Regions from separate parts of the Homo sapiens genome. Here region 1 is linked to region 2. Evidence: read pairs that join two places in POLR2A ChIA-PET (ENCODE). Cell type or tissue: MCF 10A. All regions are shown on one strand. Links, peaks and the distances in the headings refer to the core of each region. The heading gives the core; the rest is flanking DNA. Region 1 overlaps MLXIP (MLX interacting protein). Region 2 holds the start of LOC124903038 (a long non-coding RNA gene).

Evidence for each region. Peaks named below come from ENCODE experiments on the same cell type or tissue, not always from the same donor. Only the 100,000 strongest peaks of a DNase experiment are listed, where the experiment ranks them.
Region 1: POLR2A ChIA-PET joins it to region 2 with 5 read pairs; 5 of 35 experiments call an interaction of 5 or more read pairs at or near these places.

The regions. Positions count from the first base shown.
Region 1 is chr12:122,084,319-122,093,141 of GRCh38, forward strand. All of the region lies in intron 1 of MLXIP (MLX interacting protein), which reads left to right. Among named protein-coding and RNA genes, the nearest start is that of MLXIP, 10 kb to the left of the region's middle. In MCF 10A, for the core only: no CTCF peak of the experiment used is centred there; no DNase peak of the experiment used is centred there.
Region 2 is chr12:121,998,081-122,006,903 of GRCh38, forward strand. It overlaps CFAP251 (cilia and flagella associated protein 251), which reads left to right. Exons shown (of 22, transcript NM_144668.6): 20 at 1,636-1,864; 21 at 3,417-3,518; 22 at 5,572-5,839. The coding sequence ends at 5,684. LOC124903038 (a long non-coding RNA gene) reads right to left here and starts at 7,620. Exons shown (of 2, transcript XR_007063499.1): 1 at 7,532-7,620. In MCF 10A, for the core only: no CTCF peak of the experiment used is centred there; a DNase peak (open chromatin) is centred at 3,481.

The sequences.
Region 1 (8,823 bases), core at 496-8,495, 87 kb after region 2:
GCTTTAGCGGTGTGGGACCAAACTTCCATTGCTTGTAGACGCTGGTTGGTTCATTGCCCACATGCTGGAAGGGGAGGAAGGAGAGGAAGGGGAGGAAGACCTGGGGAAAGAGTCCAGGTGACGAGGTTAGAGGAGAGGATGGAGGGAGGTTATTTTCCGGGTGGAAGAAGAAAAGAGAATTCACACAGACTGAACATTTATTATGTTCCACATTCTCCTTCCATGACCTTTTTTTTTGTTTGTTTGAGACGGAGTTTCGCTCTTGTCACCCAGGCTGGAGTGCAGTGGCGTGATCTTGGCTCACTGCAACCTCTGCCTCCCAGGTTCAAGCGATTCTCCTGCCTCAGCTTTCCAAGTAGCTGGGATTACAGGTATGCATCACCATGCCCAGCTAAGTTTTTGTATCTTTAGTAGAGACAGGATTTTGCCATGTTGGCCAGGCTGGTCTCAAACTCCTGACCTCAAGTGATCGGCCAGTCTCGGCCTCCCAAAGTGCTGAGGTTACAGGCGTGAGCCACTGTGCCCGGCCTCTTAACGTGATCTTAAGCAACTCACACAACAACCCTGTCAGGTAGGTGGTGGTGGAATCCTCATTTTAAAAAATAAATAAGTAAATAAAAAATAAAAAACCAAAGCTCAGACGTTAATTAGCTGTGTTACCGAGAGGTTACACAACTTGTCCACGGAAAAGTGTCTTGAGGAGAAAAGTGACCTACCTTATCTGCCCACAAAAGCCCGGCTTCTGTTAGAGGAGAGTGCAAATGCCAGTTCCTCTCCAGAGCGGGAAACCCAGATGGGGAAGGTGGATGCCTCGGTCCACTCCATGTCTCTCTGTGGCTGCCCTCCCTGCTGGCGAAACCCTGTGCTTCCCAGAGTGCATGAACATCGCATCCCCCTGGAAGGCACCCTGATGTCATTCGGCCTGTGTCATTATGTGATCCCGGCTTACCAGAATCCCTGCTGTCTTCACCTTTGACTTCCGCGCTAAGCCTAACAGCTTCGGCACATCCTAGGAGATTAAGAATCATCTGATGGATTGAAAGGGACACTCAGGGACCTGGAAGCCAACTTTATAATCTGTAGTGAATTTTTTTTTTTTTTTTGAGATGGAGTCTCGCTCTGTCGCCCAGGCTGGAGTGCAATGGCGCGATCTGGGCTCACTGCAACCTCCGCCTCCTGGGTTCAAGTGATTCTCCTGCCTCAGCCTCCTGAGTAGCTGGGATTACAGGCACATGCCACCATGCCCGGCTAATTTTTGTATTTTTGGTAGAGATGGGGTTTCATCATGTTGGTCAGGCTGTTTTTTTGTTTGTTTGTTTTTCTTTTCTCACTTGCAAGCTAACAAGTTAAGTGAATTGTGTTTATCTTGAGCTCTGCAGAGACAAACACAACCTTTGTGGAATGGTGCTTTAGGGGACATTGGCGTGGAGTGGGACAACAAGATAAGTGCTTTTGCTGGATGGTGTTCGTATCGTGGCTTGCTTGGACAGGTGTGGTGGGCAGATTAATGGCCCCCCGAAGATGTGCACATCCTCATCCACAGAACCTGTGACTGTGCTAGGTCATATGGCAAAGGCGAATTAAGGTTACAGATGGAATCAAGGTTGCTGGTCTACTGACCTTAACATAGGGAGATTATCTGGATTATCTGAGTGAGCCTGGTGTAATCACAGGGGTCCTTAAAATTAAGAGGGAATCAAAGAGAGAACCAGAGAGTGAGCAGCAGAGGAAGGATGTCAGCTGCTGTTGGCAGCTTTGAAGATGGAGGAAAGCCACGGGATTGGGAATATGGGCCCCTCAGAGCTGGAAAAGGCGAGGGGACGGGTTCTCCCCCAGAGCTTCTGGGAAGAACGCAGCCCTGCTGAATCTTGTGAGACCCAAATCAGACCTCTGACCTCTAGAACTGTAAAATCATAAAGTCTGTTGTTCTAAGCCACTAAGTTTGCGGTAATTTGTTACAGTGACAACAGGAAACTCATCTTCACTCTTCTCCCACCACAGGAGAGCAGAGGAGCCCACCCCGGGCTTAAGATTGAGCTATGCCGTGGGTCCTCGGCACCAGCGAGGGGATCTAGTGATAGGAGGGCCCTGGTTATAAAAGGAAAGGTCTGTAAAGTGGATCCTTGTTCCCTGGTATAATTTCTATAATAGAAGTGTTGTAGAAAGTTAATTTTCCTTTTTTTAAAGGATTTATGTGATGGCTGATGAGAGCCTGAGCTCTCATTCCCTAGAATCAAATTACTTCTTGGGTAGAAAATGTGCAGTCCAGATAGCCAGTGTCTTAGGTGATTACTTTCTGTATTTTGTTGGAGTTCTGTTGTCTGTGATTAGAATTCAGGCCACAGGGTGTGTGTTTTTGGCAGAGTTCTCTAGCCGCGTGGATCAGGGACCCTCGTGCTGGCCTGTGGAATGGGGTGCTGGTCACCTCATGCTAATTCCAGGACTTCGAGGACTGGCCGATTTCAGTGGAGACTGGTCCTGGGTTCCAGGCAGTGCTAGGTCCCCCGCGGGGGAGATGCTCTTCTTCACTGTCCGGCCAGACGCCTTGAAGAGACTGACTCTCACAGGCCAGCCCTGCCGTCTTTGCAGCCCTGCTTCTTGTGCTGCCGCCGGCTGTCACCCACCACCCTGTTTCTTTTCTGGTACAAAGCTCTGCCCCTGGGAGCTTCTGGATCCGCCCAGCTTGAGCCTGCCAGGGCCTGTGTCTCACATATGGACCTTGCTATGAGCTTCCTGGGACCATCAACACTCTTGGCGGTTGTCTAATTGAATTAGCCCCATGAGGGCTAATTGAGAGGGAGCCTGGCTGGCCGGGCCCCAGAGCATGAGGCTGGCTATGATCTGGGTTTGGCCGCCCCAGCACAAATGCTTTTTCCCTCCAGAAGTATTAATCAGGCACACCCTGTTGTGTGCAGGCACGGTTCTAGCCCTTGGGGATACAGTGGTAAGCAAGGCGGGTTAGTCCTCTCCCCTCATGGGACTTCCATGCTAGTGGGGGGATTGTCAGCACATCAGGTCTTATATTGTGAGTGCAGGCAAGAATAGAAAGAAGATGAAGGCTAGAGAGTACTGGGGCTGGGGAGGGTGGGTGGCTACTTTAGGCTGGGTAGAGAAGTCCTCTGGGGGAGGTGACCTTTCTGGGTGAACTCTGAAACCTAAGTGTCAAGTAGGAGCCAGGCACGATGGTCGTTCCAGGTGCGGGAAGAGGCCCAGGCAGAGGCCTTCGCTGGAGTGAGCTTGGCGCATTGCAAGGTTAGAAAGAAGGCTAGCTTGGTCAGAATGTAGAGGGCAGGAGTGAGTGGCAGGAGGTAAGATAGAAGAGGCAAGGGGCCTTGTGGGCCAGGGTAGGAAGTTAGGAGATGGTTTTGGTGGCACTGGGGAGTACTGGTTTATCTCCACAGGGCGGCTGGGGCCAGTCTACAGGAGACGGGTCTAGGGAGGGTGAGAGCAGGAGCGAGGCTACCAGTTGGGCGGTTGTGGAGCTCCAGCCTCAGACTAGGACGGTAGCAGCGAGGTGGTGAGGAGCTGTATTCAGGGTGGTTTTTGGACTTGCTGGTGAATTGGACCTGGCAGATGAAAGGAAGAAAGGAATCAACAGTGACTCTGAGGTTTGGCCTGAGCAGCTGGGGCCATTACTGAAATGAAGAAGGCTGGGCAAGGAGCGGTCAGCTGTGAAGCTGGGGTATGTCACGCTGAGGACACCACAGTGCACAAAGCTCGGCTGCCTGGGGGCTGCCCTGACAGCCAGAGCCGTGGGCGGGCAGCTTCCCTGAGAAGGGCTGAGGGCTGTCAGTGTGGTGGACATCACAGCCGCCTACTTTGCCCTACCCAGGTGCCCTAGGTTTCTTCTTGCTCCCCTGCCCCTCCCCCTCTGCTGTCCCTCTCCAGGGGAGGCTTTGGAGTTTGGAGCTTGCGTTCTGAGTGGCGTGGAATATGCATCTCCTGCGGGCTGTTTCTGCTCAGCTGAGTCTGGTGGTGCTGGAGAAATACTGTCTGCTTTGAATACCCTAGAGACCTCTCCAAGCCCAGCATTGTTGATGTATTTGGGAGCTGACTGCACCATCAGAAAAATCTTCTAGAAGGAGGCAGTAGAGAAGGGGTGATTTTGGTAGCTCCAGAAGGGGCTCCAGCATCTGGAGAAAGAATTCTAGGAAGAGGATTCCATGTCATCCGCCTTTAAGTCTCGGAAGTAAGCATGAAGAATCCCAGTGGTGAGGAGGAAAGGCTGAGGAGTCAGAAAAAGCTCCTACAAGAAGATGGAACAGCTCCTACAAAGAGGTGGCTGTGGGTAGAAGCAGCCGCCTGGGGCAGTTTTCAGGCTTTGGAGAAGGAAAGCAGCTTCTCTGTTGAGGAATATTCTGCAAGTAGGTGATCCACTTTGAAAGCTGGTTACTATTCCTTCCTTCTAGGCCTGTCGGTGGGGAAGGAGGGCAGCCGTGTTTGCTCTGCTCCCATGAGGCAAATTCGGTCACCAAAACAAAAAAACAGCTTCTTATGTAGAAAGCAGGGGAATTAGCCTAGTTTTCGGATATTCACCCAGTATTCTAGCTTTTTAAAGAACAGCCTGAAGAGGCTGGGTGCAGTGGCTCATGTGTGTAACCTCAGCACTATGGGAGGTTGAGGCGGGAGGACTGCCTGAGCCCAGGAGTTTGAGACCAGCCTGGTCAATGTAGTGAGACCCCCATCTCTACAAAAAAAAAAAAAAAAAAAAAAATTAGCTGGGTGTGGTGGTGCCTGTCTGTAATCCCAGCTGCTGGGGAGGCTGGGGCAAAAGGATCCCTTGAGCCCAGGAAGTGGAGGCAGCAGAGCTATAATCATACCACTGCACTCCAGCCTGGATGACAGAGCAAGACCCTGTCTCAAACAAGCAAACAAACAAATAGAACAGCCTGAAGAACCTCTTCATATGGTTACATGGTCACATGGTAACCAGCCCGTTCACAATGGGCTGCCTCATTTTAAGACTGGCAGTTGGGACCTGCCCAGATAGCTTGATACTGAGCTTTTTAAAGAAAGTGAATCAATAAATTCCTTTTATTTATTAAAAGGAAACGCTTTCAATGCATTCTTAAAACAGTATATAATTATCCTAGCTTGGTGTTTTAAACAACTGTTTTCTAGTTGAGTAGCAGGGTCTTTTAAATTGCCTCTTTTGTCTTTAAATTATCAAGCAGATCTTTCTCTGCCTTGAAGCAGAAAACTCTTTCATCCGTTTGTAGTCAGGCTTTTTTCTTTTTAACACAACTTTCTGTAAGTGTAATTTACATAGCATAAAATGGACCCATTGTAAGTGTAAGGTTCAGTGATTTTTTTTTTTAGTTGTGCAGTCATTGTCACAGCCCAGTGCTGGGACATTCCATCACCTCAGTAAGATCCCCAGAGTACATCCATGTTGTAGCACACATCAGGTGTTTAGTGCATTTTAATGCTGAATAGTCTTCAGTTTTTTGGATGTACCACATTTTGTTTTCTTGACATGTTTTTGAGGAGACACCTAGTACCTTTGTTATTCGGGTATTGACTTCCCATTTCCTGTAATAAGGCTCTTATAGAATCAGCTAGGAACTTCCTTACAGGATGAGAAGAAGGAAATGGCTGTGAGGTATGTGGAAAGATGATGGGATTGGAAGCCACAAGACAGTGGTGCGACTGGTTAGCATCTGCCCCTTAGCTCCTTAAGTCTTGGTGCCCATGAGGGTGGAGGATGCAAGAGAGAGAGGGTTAGACTGGAGTCATGGTTACCAACCTTACTCTTCTTCCATGGCTTTCTTTTTTGAAAGATATTACCTTAGGAACAAAGCGCATTCAGTAATTTAAAAAGAAACAAATTACCAGTATATGCCACAACATGGATGAATCTCAGAAACATTATGTTGAATGAAATAAGCCTTACCCAGCCGGGTGTGGTGACTCACGCCTGTAATCCCAACACTTTGCGAGGCCGAGGCAGGCAGATCATTTGAGGTCAGGAGTTCGAGACCAGCCTGGCCAACATGGCGAAACCCTGTCTCTACCGAAAATACAAAAAAATTAGCTGGTGTGGTGGCACATGCCTGTAATCCCAGCTACTCGGGAGGCTGAGGCAGGAGACTCTCTTGAAACCGAGAGGCAGAGGTTACAGTGAGCCAAGATCCCACCACTGCCCTCCATCCTGGGCAACAGAGCGAGACTCTGTCTCAAAAAAAAAAAACAAAACAAAACACATAACAAAATAAGATGGATTAATGGATGGAGAAATGGCTTAGTAGTTATAATTGTAAGAATTCAGGTGGTGGGTACTTGAGTATTCATTGTACAGTTCTTTCAACTTTCCCTGTATGTTTGATAATTTTCTTAATAAAATGTTAGGAAAATTGCATTTATTTGAAGGATGACCATCATGGCTTTATCATGAGCAAGTAAATACTTTTAAAAACATTGATCTACCTGAAGCTATCTTCCCAGAAATAAAAAATATTGAAAACAACTTTTGCAATGAAGTACTGATGCATGCTGCAACATGGAAGAACCTTGGAAACGCTGCACTAGGTGAAAGAAGCCAGACACAAAAGACCACGTATGTGATCTGTTGATGCGAAAGGCCTAGAGTAGCAAACTCATAGACACAGAAAGCAGAGCAGTGGCTGCCAAGGGCTGGGGAAAGGGAAAATGGATAGTCACTGCTAATGGGTTGTTTTTTTTTTGAGGCTGTGATGAAAATGTTCTAAAATTAGGGTGGCGATGGTTACATAACTCTGAATATACTGAAAACCACTGAACACTTTTAAAGGGTCACTTTGATGGTGTGTAAATTATGTCTCAATAAGCTGTTATTGTTTAAAAAATATTGAAAACAGTTCTGACTTTCAACATTATCTTTAGGAATCTGACTTGGGAAGTGCAAGATCAGATGATCTTGGAGATCTTAACTATGTCAGTGTCTAGAAATTCCATGATTCTTTATCTTTACTGTGTACAGTAAGTGGAGGAGTGTTTGGGAAAGTGACCTCCTTGGAGCATTCCTTCTAGACTGAAGATGACGTGGGAATTGGTTTCTTCAGCTTGCACCAGAGCTTGCCAAATCACTCTCTGTAAAGTTAGTTTGTTAAGACCTTTACGGCCGGGTGCAGTGGCTCAGGCCTGTAGTCCCAGCACTTTGGGAGGCCAAGGCAGGTGCATTGCTTGAGCTCAGGAGTTTGAGACCAGCCTTAGCAACATGGCAAAACCTTGTGTCTGTTTAAAAAAACAACAAAACAAAAAAAGACTTTTTCTTCTTTTATCTGGGTCAAGGGTCACAAACTTAAATGCTCACAAGGGCCAGGAAATAGGATATCTGTAAGGCTAAAAAGACCTTTTCTGTTATTTATTTTCCTCCTTTTCATAAAGTCATGGTTATGGAGAAATCTCTGTTTGTTATGAAAACCGTAAGCATCAACTGCAGTTGACTTGGTCTCAATGACAGGCGGTAGGGAGTAGTGGAGACTGTGGTGGTGAACTAGAGTGTTTGCTGAAAGAGCAGCCATCACTTAACTTCAGGTGATTCTTGCCATGTGGGAATGTGAGCCTAGTGTTATGAGATTCGACATATTTGAAAAACTGGAGGAAATCTGGATTTAAGGTCTGAATTCAGCTATTAGGTATTCTGGGGTTGTGAGTTTAATCTAGATTGAATCTGGTTTAGAAGTGAGTCTTGGCCTAAGCGATGAAGGCGGTGTGCTGTTTGCCACAGAACGGCTCTGGCACAAGAAATATTTTTTTTCCCCTTTCTTTTTCTTTCTTTTTCTTTTCTTTTCTTTTCTTTTTTCTTTTCTTTTCTTTGAGACAGGATCTCTCCCTGTCACCCAGACTGGAGTGCAGTGGCGCGATCTCAGCTCATTGCAACCTCCACATCCTGGGCTCAAACTGTCCTCCTGCCTCAGCCTCCCAAGTAGCTGGGACTACAAGGCATGCAGCACCATGCCTGGCTAATTTTTGTATTTTTTGTAGAGACAGGGTTTTGCCATGTTGCTCAGGTTGGTCTTGAACTCCCAAGCTCTAGCAACTCATCTGCCATGGCCTCCCAAAGTGCTGGGATTACAGGTGTGAACCACTGAGCCCAGTCAAGGTAGTTTTTTTTAGGTGTTCTTACACTACGTCTACCTTCTTGGCCCTGCTCTGTTTAAAGTCACAGGACCATAATCTTCTGAATACCAAATCTAAGACTGCCTGGTACACCCCAGAGGTATGCATGTGCCTAGGAGACGGTTAGTTACTCTGAGTTATGAGGAGCTGGGGTGATGATTTTAAGTATTCTTGTTCTGGGAATGGAGGGTATATTCTCCATTTTGTGAAATTCTTGGACTATAGGTTACATTCCATTTTAAGCTATCACCCCTCAGCATCACCACCATACTTGACTAAGGTGGGACTGTTTGCATAGGGTAATTTTGGGATGGGGGAAAGGGACAATACTTTGAACTCTATAAACGGTTGATTTGGCTGGAGTTGAAACAAAATTACAACATTAAGTTAGACTGAGGAGGGCTCTGTCTTGACTCTTGTTTAGTTTCCGACCTGCACATTTTATGTTATGTTACCTATCTTCGGCTTTGCTTCCCCAGTGTGTGTGTTGTTGTGTGTGATGTGTGTGGGGTGTGGTGTGTGTGGTATGTTTGTGTGGTGGGGTGTGTGGTGTGGGTATGTATGTGTTGTGTGTGTTGTGTGTATGTGTGGTGTGGTCTGTGTATATGTATGTGTGGTGTGTGTGTATGGTGTGTGTGGTGTGCATGTGTTGGTGTGTTTGCTGTGTGTGTTGGTGTGTGGTGTGTGTGTTGGTGTGTGGGATGTGTGTGGGGTCTGTTGATG
Region 2 (8,823 bases), core at 45-8,044:
CACTTTGTGTCCCAGGCTGGAGTGCAGTGGCATGATCATGGGCTCACTGCAGCCTCGAACTTGTGGGCTCAAGCAGTCCTCCCACCTCAGCCCCCTGAGTAGCTGGAACCATAGGTGCATGCCACATGCCTGATTAATTTTTTGTTTTCTGTAGAAGCAGGGTCTTTTAATATGTTGCCCAAGCTGGTCTCGAACTCCTGGCCTCAAGCAATCCTCCAGCCTCAGCCTCCCAAAGTGATGGGATTACAGGGGTGAGCCACTGCACCTGGCCTATAATTGATGTTTATATTATTGATCTTATACCCTGCAACCTTGCTGAAGTTGTTTACCAGTTCTAATAGTTTTTAGTGTAATATATATATATATATATATATATATATATATATATATATATATATATATATATATGATTGTGTTATCTGCAAATAGAGATAGTTTTGCTTCTCCCATTCAATTCTGGGTGCCTTTTATCTTCTTTTCCTGCCTAATTTCCCTGGCTAGAACCTCCAGGACAGTGTGGAATGGAAGTGGTGCCAGGTGGCTCATGCCTGTAATCCCAGCACATTGGGAGACCAAGGTGGGCAGATTGCTTGAGCCCAGGAGTTTGAGACCAGCCTGGGCAACATGGTGAAACCCCGTCTCTAAAAAAAAATACAAAAATTAGCCAGGCATGGTCAAGCATGCCTATAGTCCCAGGAACTCTGGAGGCTGAGGTGAGAGGATCGCCTGAACCTGAGAGGTCAAGGCTACAGTGAGCAGAGGTTGCCTCACTGCACTCCAGTCTGGGTCAAAGAGTGAGACCCTGTATCAAAAAAAAAAAAAAAAAAAAAAAAAAAAAGGGGGAAGTGGTGAGAGTGGACATCCTTGTCTTTTTTTCTGATCTTAGGAGGAGAAAGCATTTAGTCCTTCATCATTAAGTATGATGTTAGCTGTGGGTTTTTCACACATGCCCGTTATTGGGTTGAGGAAGCTTCTTTCTATTCCTAGTTTGTTGAGTGTTTTTACCATGTAAAGTTGTTAGATTTTGTTAAATGCTTTTTTTCTATGTCTGTTTAGATGATCATGTGGTTTCTGTCCTTTATTCTGTTAATAATAATGTATTATATTAATTGAGGTTGACATGTTAAACCAACCTTGCATTCTTGGGATAAATCCCACTTGATCATGGTGCACAATCATTTTGTATGCTCCTGGATTTAATTTCTTGTATTTTCTGGAGGATTTTTCCATCTAAAATAATTGGAAAGTATTCCTTTTTCCTCTATTTTTGTGCAGTTTGTGGAAAATTAGTATTCTTTTTTTTTCCCCCCGCCGAGACAGAGTTTCACTCTGTTGCCCAGGCTGGAGTGCAGTGGCACGTTCTTGGCTCACTGTAACCTCAACTTCCAGGGTTCAAGTGATTCTCATACTGTGCCAGGCTAATTTTTGTATTTTTAGTAGAGACAGGGTTTCACCATGTTGGCCAGGCTGGTCTCAAACTCCTGGCCTCAAGTGATCCTTTGGCCACGGCCTCCCAAAGTGCTAGGATTACAGGCATGAGCCGCTGCACCAGCCCTACTGTCCAATTTTTAGAAATCTATCCTGGTGCCTTTTCTATTTACTGTGGTCTTTTTTTTTTCCCCATCTTTCCCCTAGATTGATGATATATTTAACGAAATCAAATTTGGTGAATATGTGGACACTGGAAAGCTAATCGACAAGATCAACTTACCAGATTTCCTAAAAGTGTACCTTAACCACAAGCCACCTTTTGGTAACACCATGAGTGGCATCCACAAGAGCTTTGAGGTGCTCGGTTATACCAACTCCAAAGGGAAAAAGGCCATTCGAAGAGAGGACTTCCTGAGACTGCTCGTTACTAAAGGTAAGCACATACATCAGGATGTCTGGTAACATCCTGGGGCCATTCCCAGTGTAGAGAACTGAGTTTGGGGAGCCAGCCCCTGTGGAGCTCCATCTTTCATGAAAGAGGTGATTTGACCAGATTTGAGCCATGAGGGGTCTGGCTGACCCACCTGCATCCCTGGCAAGTACGAAGTAATGGGAGGGACCCGGAGCTAGAAAGCAAAAGAATGTGATTCGTGTTGCAACTACCTGAGCCTCAGCAAGACTCGGCATCCTCACTTGTAAAATGGGAATAAAAATGCCAGCTGATCCATCTCCCTGGGCTGTCATAAGATTTGGGTTGGGGCCGGGCGCAGTGGCTCATGCCTGTAATCCCAGCACTTTGGGAGGCCGAGGCGGGCGGATTGCTTGAGGTCAGAAGTTCAAGACCAGCCTGGCCAACACAGTGAAACCCCATCTCTACTAAAAATACAAAAATTAGCCGGGTATGGTGGCACACGCCTGTAATCCCAGCTACTTGGGAGGCTGAGGCAGGAGAATTGCTTGAACCCGGGAGGTGGAGGTTGCAGTGAGCCAAGATCACGCCACTGCAGTTCAGGCTGGGTGACAGAGCGAGACTGTCAAAAAAAAAAAAAAGAAAGAAAAAAAGAAAAGAAAAGAAAACAAATATTTGGATTGCATTTGTGAAATGCAACCACACCAAAGTAAACTTTTTAATTTTTACCTACTATGTTTCTCATTATTGTACATGAGGATGTCAAGTAAACTCTCTTGGGATGACAGTTTCATCTTAGTCCAAGTGGGTGGTTCTGAGAGGAGGGAATTTGAAATGAAGCAGAGCCTGGTCCCCGCAGCATGCTGTCCTATTTCTCTATGCCAGCCCCATGTATGTTCCTTGCCTGGAGGACCCTGTTTAACACCATTAGGAAGCATATGTGACAGTACCATGGGACTCTAGATCATTTTTGTGTCTAAAGAAAAGGGGCTGGGCGCAGTGGCTCACACCTGTAATCCCAGCAGTTTCAGAGGCTGAGGCAGGAAGATCACTTGAGCCCAGGAGTTCGAGACCAGCCTGGCCCAACATAGCAAGACTTCATCTCCACCAGAAAAGTTTTTATTGTTTTTGTTGCTTTTTTTTTTTTTTTTTTTGAGACAGAGTCTCGCTCTGTTGCCCAGGCTGAACTGCAGTGGCACGATCTCAGTTCACTGCAACCTCCAACTCCAGGGTTCAAGCAATTCTCCTGTCTCAGCCTCCCGAGTAGCTGGGATTACAGGCCGCGCCACCACACCCGGCTAATTTTTGTATTTTTAGTAGAGATGGGGTTTCACCATGTTGGCCAGGCTGGTCTCGAACTCCTGACCTCAAGTGATACGCCCACCTTGGCCTCTGCAAGTGCTGGGATTACAGGCATGAGCCACCACGCCCAGCCTAAATTTTTTTTTCAATTGAGTAAAAGAAAAAAAAATAGTGGGATAATTCTCTTTAAGACCTCTGAATAATAACGCTAAGCCCTGACAGTATGCTTAGCCTCAAGAGTTAAACAATCACCTTCTCACTCTTTGACACACAGGTGAGCATATGACGGAGGAGGAGATGTTGGATTGCTTTGCTTCACTGTTTGGCCTGAATCCCGAGGGATGGAAATCCGAGCCTGCAACCTGCTCCGTCAAAGGTACCCCAGCTGGCTTTGTCTGGGCATGTAGCTGTGGCTCACTGATTTGTTGTAGACTTCAGTACATTTATTTCTCCTGATCGGTGCAAGCCACTCTCCCTAAGACTGCACATAACAAAGCATGTCTGTTGGGAATCCCACATGAATAAGTTATGAAAAGAACAGTGAGTGGTGGCTTTTGTTCCCGCGCTCTGTCCGTCCTTTTGTTTCTTCTGGGCTTATTTTCCCTTTGTTCCACTGACCTGTCATCTTGCCGGCTTGGGTGGGTGAATATTGGCCACCCGTAGAGGATCCAGTTTGACAGCTGTTTCAGGAGAATAGGTATGTAAAGAGAGACTTGGGGGCCAGGCACCATGGCTCACGCCTGTAATTCCAGCACTTTGGGAGGCCAAGGCAGGAGAATCGCTTGAGGTTCAGAATTTGAGACTGGCCTGGGCAACATAGCGAGATCCCATCTCTACAAAAAAAAAACCAGGCTGGGCGCAGTGGCTCACGCCTGTAATCCCAATGCTTTGGGAGGCCGAGGAGGGTGGATCACATGAGGTCAGGAGTTCAAGACCAGCCTGACCAACATGGTGAAATCCCATCTCTACTAAAAATACGAAAATTAGCCAAGCATGGTGGCACACACCTGTAATCCCAGTTACTTGGGAGGCTGGGGCAGGAGAATCGCTTGAATCCAGGAGGTGGAGGTTGCAGTGAGCCGAGATCACACCATTGCACTCTAGCCTGGGTGACAAGAGCAAAACTCCGTCTCTAAATTAATTAATTAATTAAAGCAAAACAAAACAATTAGCTGGGCATAGCGGTGTATGCTTTTAGTCCCAGCTACTCAGGAGGCTTAAGTGGGAGGATGACTTGGGCCCAGGTGTTCACGGCTGCGGTGAGTGAGGATTGTGCCACTGTACTCCAGCCTGGGCAACAGAGTGAGAGCCTGTCTCAATTAAAAAAGAGAGAGAGAGAGAGAAAGATTTGGAGAAGGAGAGAGCATCAACTTGGTGGGCAGTACAAGCCCAGCTACAAGCTGCCAAAACTTTCAGGTTTTTAAAGATCATCCTCCTGTCCCTTCCTGCTATAGCCTAAGTATTTTTCACCTTTTCGTGCACTGGACCTGAAGTTAGGGCCGTGACTTTCAGCTCAGGAGGAACCAATCTAAACGGCTCTTCTAGGCTCACTGGTACAGGAGCAACTCTGCTGACAAGCCCGGGGATGGTCAGATCCCACCACCATCACCAAGACTGAGGAGGGTGCAAAGACCCCTCACCCATTCCCCTTTTCCCTCTCCTTTTATTGTCCATTCCCCACATCAAATTAAACAAAGTCCCTGAACTCAGATAATTTCAGACTCCAGTAGCTAACAGGTCATTCCCAACCTGCAAGCTCTCCCTACCCCATTCCTTTATGTGCTTCAGATCTCAGAATGTACCTTTCCTGATTGTTATATATTTCTGCTGTGTTCCCAGGCATCTTGAAACAGAAAAATCAATCATACCATGTGGTTAAGGCTTTCCAGTAAGGTTTGCAGAGATTTGGTTAACAGCGTTCTGTTCCGTAAAGGAGAGATTTTTAAGCAATTTCCACCCAGAGTTTTTCAAGGAATCAAAGCCAAATCACAGCACAAAGCCCCTCTTGTTTTTGTTTAGTAGCATTTCCTTGTGTTTTTGGAAAATCCTCCTGAGTTAGAAACATAGTCATTGAGGCCAGATGCGGTAGCTGTAATCCCAGCGCTTTGGGAGTCTGAGGTGGGAGGATCACTTGAAGCCAGCAGTTTGAGATCAGCCTGGGTAACATAGCGAGACCCCATCTCTACAAAAAAATTTTAAAATAAGCTGGGCGTGGTGGCGTGTGCCTGTAGTCCCAGCTACTTGGGAGGCTGAGGTGGGAGGATCACTTGACCCCAGGAGTTCAAGGCTGCAGTGAGCTATGATCGTGTCACTGCACTCCAGCCTGGGCAACAGAGCAAGGCCCTGTCTCAAACCCCTCCCCTCACCCAAAAAAGAAAGAAACATAATCATCATGAAGGCATTTGGTGTTCTTTTCTTGTTTTGGCTAGGTTCAGAAATTTGCCTTGAAGAAGAACTTCCAGACGAAATCACTGCAGAAATATTCGCGACTGAAATTCTTGGCTTAACCATTTCAGAAGATTCCGGCCAGGATGGTCAGTGAAGTTACCAGGAATGTTTAAAGCACAAAGGACTTTGGGTGTGTGTGCATGCACATGTGTGTGTTTTCCATGAGGCACTGCTTTTTATGCATTTCCCTCCCCCCTCTCATCTTTAGAACATTTAGACATTAAAGCAAGTTTCTGGTGAGCAATGGAATTCACAAAGTTGGACATTCCACTGTTTCTGAAATAGAAAAGTGGGCGGAGGCGAGAAAAACCCTGGCAGCTGGATGTACATGGTGGCTGGATCTCTGGGTCTCTGGTGATGCTGCCTGGATGGGGTTTGCACGGGATATGGAGGGGGCGTGGTCTCAGGGGGCAGAGGGGTCCTCAGCCAGCAGCAGGCCTCCCTCGCGACACATGTGGTCCAGGGAAATGATGGTCCATGGCCTCATTCCCTTTCCCTGCAGGGCCACCTGGACCCTCCGCCCAGTGTGGCCCAGTGTGGATCACCCCTGCCTGTTGTGGGGCTGGGGTGGGGGTGCCGGGTGCGCCGGGCTCCTGAGAGTCCCAGATTGTGGCTTCTTATCAGCAAAACACCCAAGTGGTGGTGTGTGACCGTTATAAAGAGCATCATTAGCCATGCTTAACCCCGGTGGCAGCTGCCAGGAGAATGCAGAAGCCCCTCTGAGCGCCCCCGAGCCTGTTCACGCTGCACCTGCGCCAGAAACCACAGAGCAGCCCCGCCCAGCAGAGGCCGGGGCCTCCCTCGCACCCACACTCACCAGTGTGGTGGCTTGGCCGCCTCACACTCTGCTGGGCCGCAAAACATGTAGTAGGCAAAAATAGGGGCCGGTTCCCCAGCTCTGGGACGTTCAGGGGGCGTTACTAAGTTTATAGCAGTATTTTGGCCTTGAAAATAGCATAGCATTGTAGTGTGAACAGATGAGAGTTAGTCTGACTTTGGAGTTTTGTCATCCGTTCTGAGGCCTCATTCAGGCAAAGGTGCCAGATGTCATTCTCCAACACACTCCGTCCAACACACCCCCTAGACCAGCTTCTTCCTCAGAGAAACTAGCATCTGAGATAACATTTCTGATCCACTTAAAGTGCCTTTCTCGGAAGGAACATTCCGTGGCAGAGAAACAGAATAACAACCACATCCTTACTCATGCACGAAGCCCCCTCCACTACGTGGGGTCCAGCTGGAAATCTGGCATGGTGAGAATCTTTGGAACGCCCCGGAACGTGGAACGGAACTGTCTACCCCAAACCAGGCTGTGTCACTGTGACCTTGGGGCAGACAGCACGGGCCAAGGTTCTGCCGGTGCCAGCTTGTCAGATCATGTCACCAGGGCTTTGCAACCTAATTTACATTTTGTTCTTTTTAAAAAACATGAAAAGAAAAACAAGCTTTATGAATCAATTTTGCAGCTGCTGAGGGCTTAGGAGATCTAGTATCAAGCCAGTTAAAAAGTTCCTGGGGACATTTTAGGGAACAAGAAACTCTCAAGTGACTTGTTCTCTTCAAAAAATAACTCGGAATTGGATGCAGTCTCTCACCAACCGGGGGCTTCATTCATTGAATCTGGCGCCCTCTGATTTGGTTCTGATTGATGGCATGTATTGGAATTGTCTTGAGCAGAACCGACCTGTGGTCAGTTGGACCCACTATGGCAGGTTCATTAAGCTGGGACACTGCCTAGCGCAGGCAGATGCTCTTTCTCTCTGCCCATCCGGCTTCAGCATCTCCTTTGGACTCAGAGAGCGGGGAGGTGGAGGTCCTGGTTATGGATCATGGTTACGGTTATGTTCACTGAGGAGACCAAAATCACCATGGACAGCAGGATTGGCACGAATGGCATCCCACCCCACACCCAGCCCAGCCTGGCAGGGGGACCCTTCTTACCTGGGAACCTCTTTCTGCAGGTGTTTGTGGGTTGTTTGGTTTTTCGTTTTTGAGATGGAGTCTGGCTCTGCCACCCAGGCTGGAGTGCAGTGGTGCGATCTCAGCTCACTGCAACCTCCGCCTCTTGGGTTCAAGCAATTTTTGTGCCTCAGCCTCCTAAGTAGCTGGGATTACAGGCATGTGCCACCAGCCACCATGCCTGGCTAATTTTTTTTTTTTTTTTTTTTTTTGAGACAGAGTCTCGCTCTGTCGCACAGGCTGGAGTGCAGTGGTGCAGTCTCGGCTCACTGCAACCTTCACCAGAGAAACTAGCATCTGAGATAACTCAGATTATGTCCCAGGTTCAAGTGATTCTCCTGCCTCAGCCTCCCAGGATACAGCTGGGATTACAGGCACACACCACCATGCCTGGCTAATTTTTCTATTTTCAGTAGAGATGGGATTTCACCGCGTTGGCCAGGCTGGTCTCGAACTCCTGACCTCAGGTGATCCACCTGCCTTGGCCTCCCAAAGTTCTGGGATTACAGATGTGAGCCACCGCCCTGGCCAAGGTGCTTGGGTTTTGTTGTCTCCCAACTTCCTTGACAAAAGCAGGGCACAGCCAATTGCCCCTTTCAGCTCCAGGAGGGCCTCTTCACCTCTCATCAGGGCAGGCCCAGCCTGTTGGCCTCAAAGATGAGAAAAGGGAGGACCCAGTGGCCCGGTCCCATCAGCAGGAAAGAGGATACAGTGCAGAGAGCTCAGGCTTCCAGCAGTAGGGTGGCAAGGCAGCGACAACAGGAAGGGATGGCAAAGAAGACAGCGTCGCGGAGCTTGCTCATGCATCACACTTAGGGACTAAATGCTGAACACCAAAAACACTGTGATGCTCCTTTGCAGAAAGATTCCTGTGCGTTTCACACGGGGCTTGTGGCCGGCTGACTCTTACATCCCGGTTTGTGAGTTCTGGATCAGGAACCACCAAGAGCCTCCCCGGCGCCAGCTCTCTGCTCCAGACCCGGTCCCACCTGCAGGTGAGGGCCTCGCACGCACAGCGTCTGCGCTGGGAGCCCATGGACTTGCCGCGCTCCTGTTCAGCTTCTGCAACTTTCTAGCCACCTGTGCGCCCTTGGGTGTGGCTAAGCTCTTAGACCTCAGTTTCCTCCCGGAGCAACTCCTGCGGTGGTGGTGCGGATGAGAAGAGATGGTGCAAGTAAAGCGTTATTGGCACAGGGTAGAGCTCCAAATATGACAGCAGCTATTATTATCACAGCAGAAACTGTGCCCGAGAATCAGGAAGACATTTGGTGCAA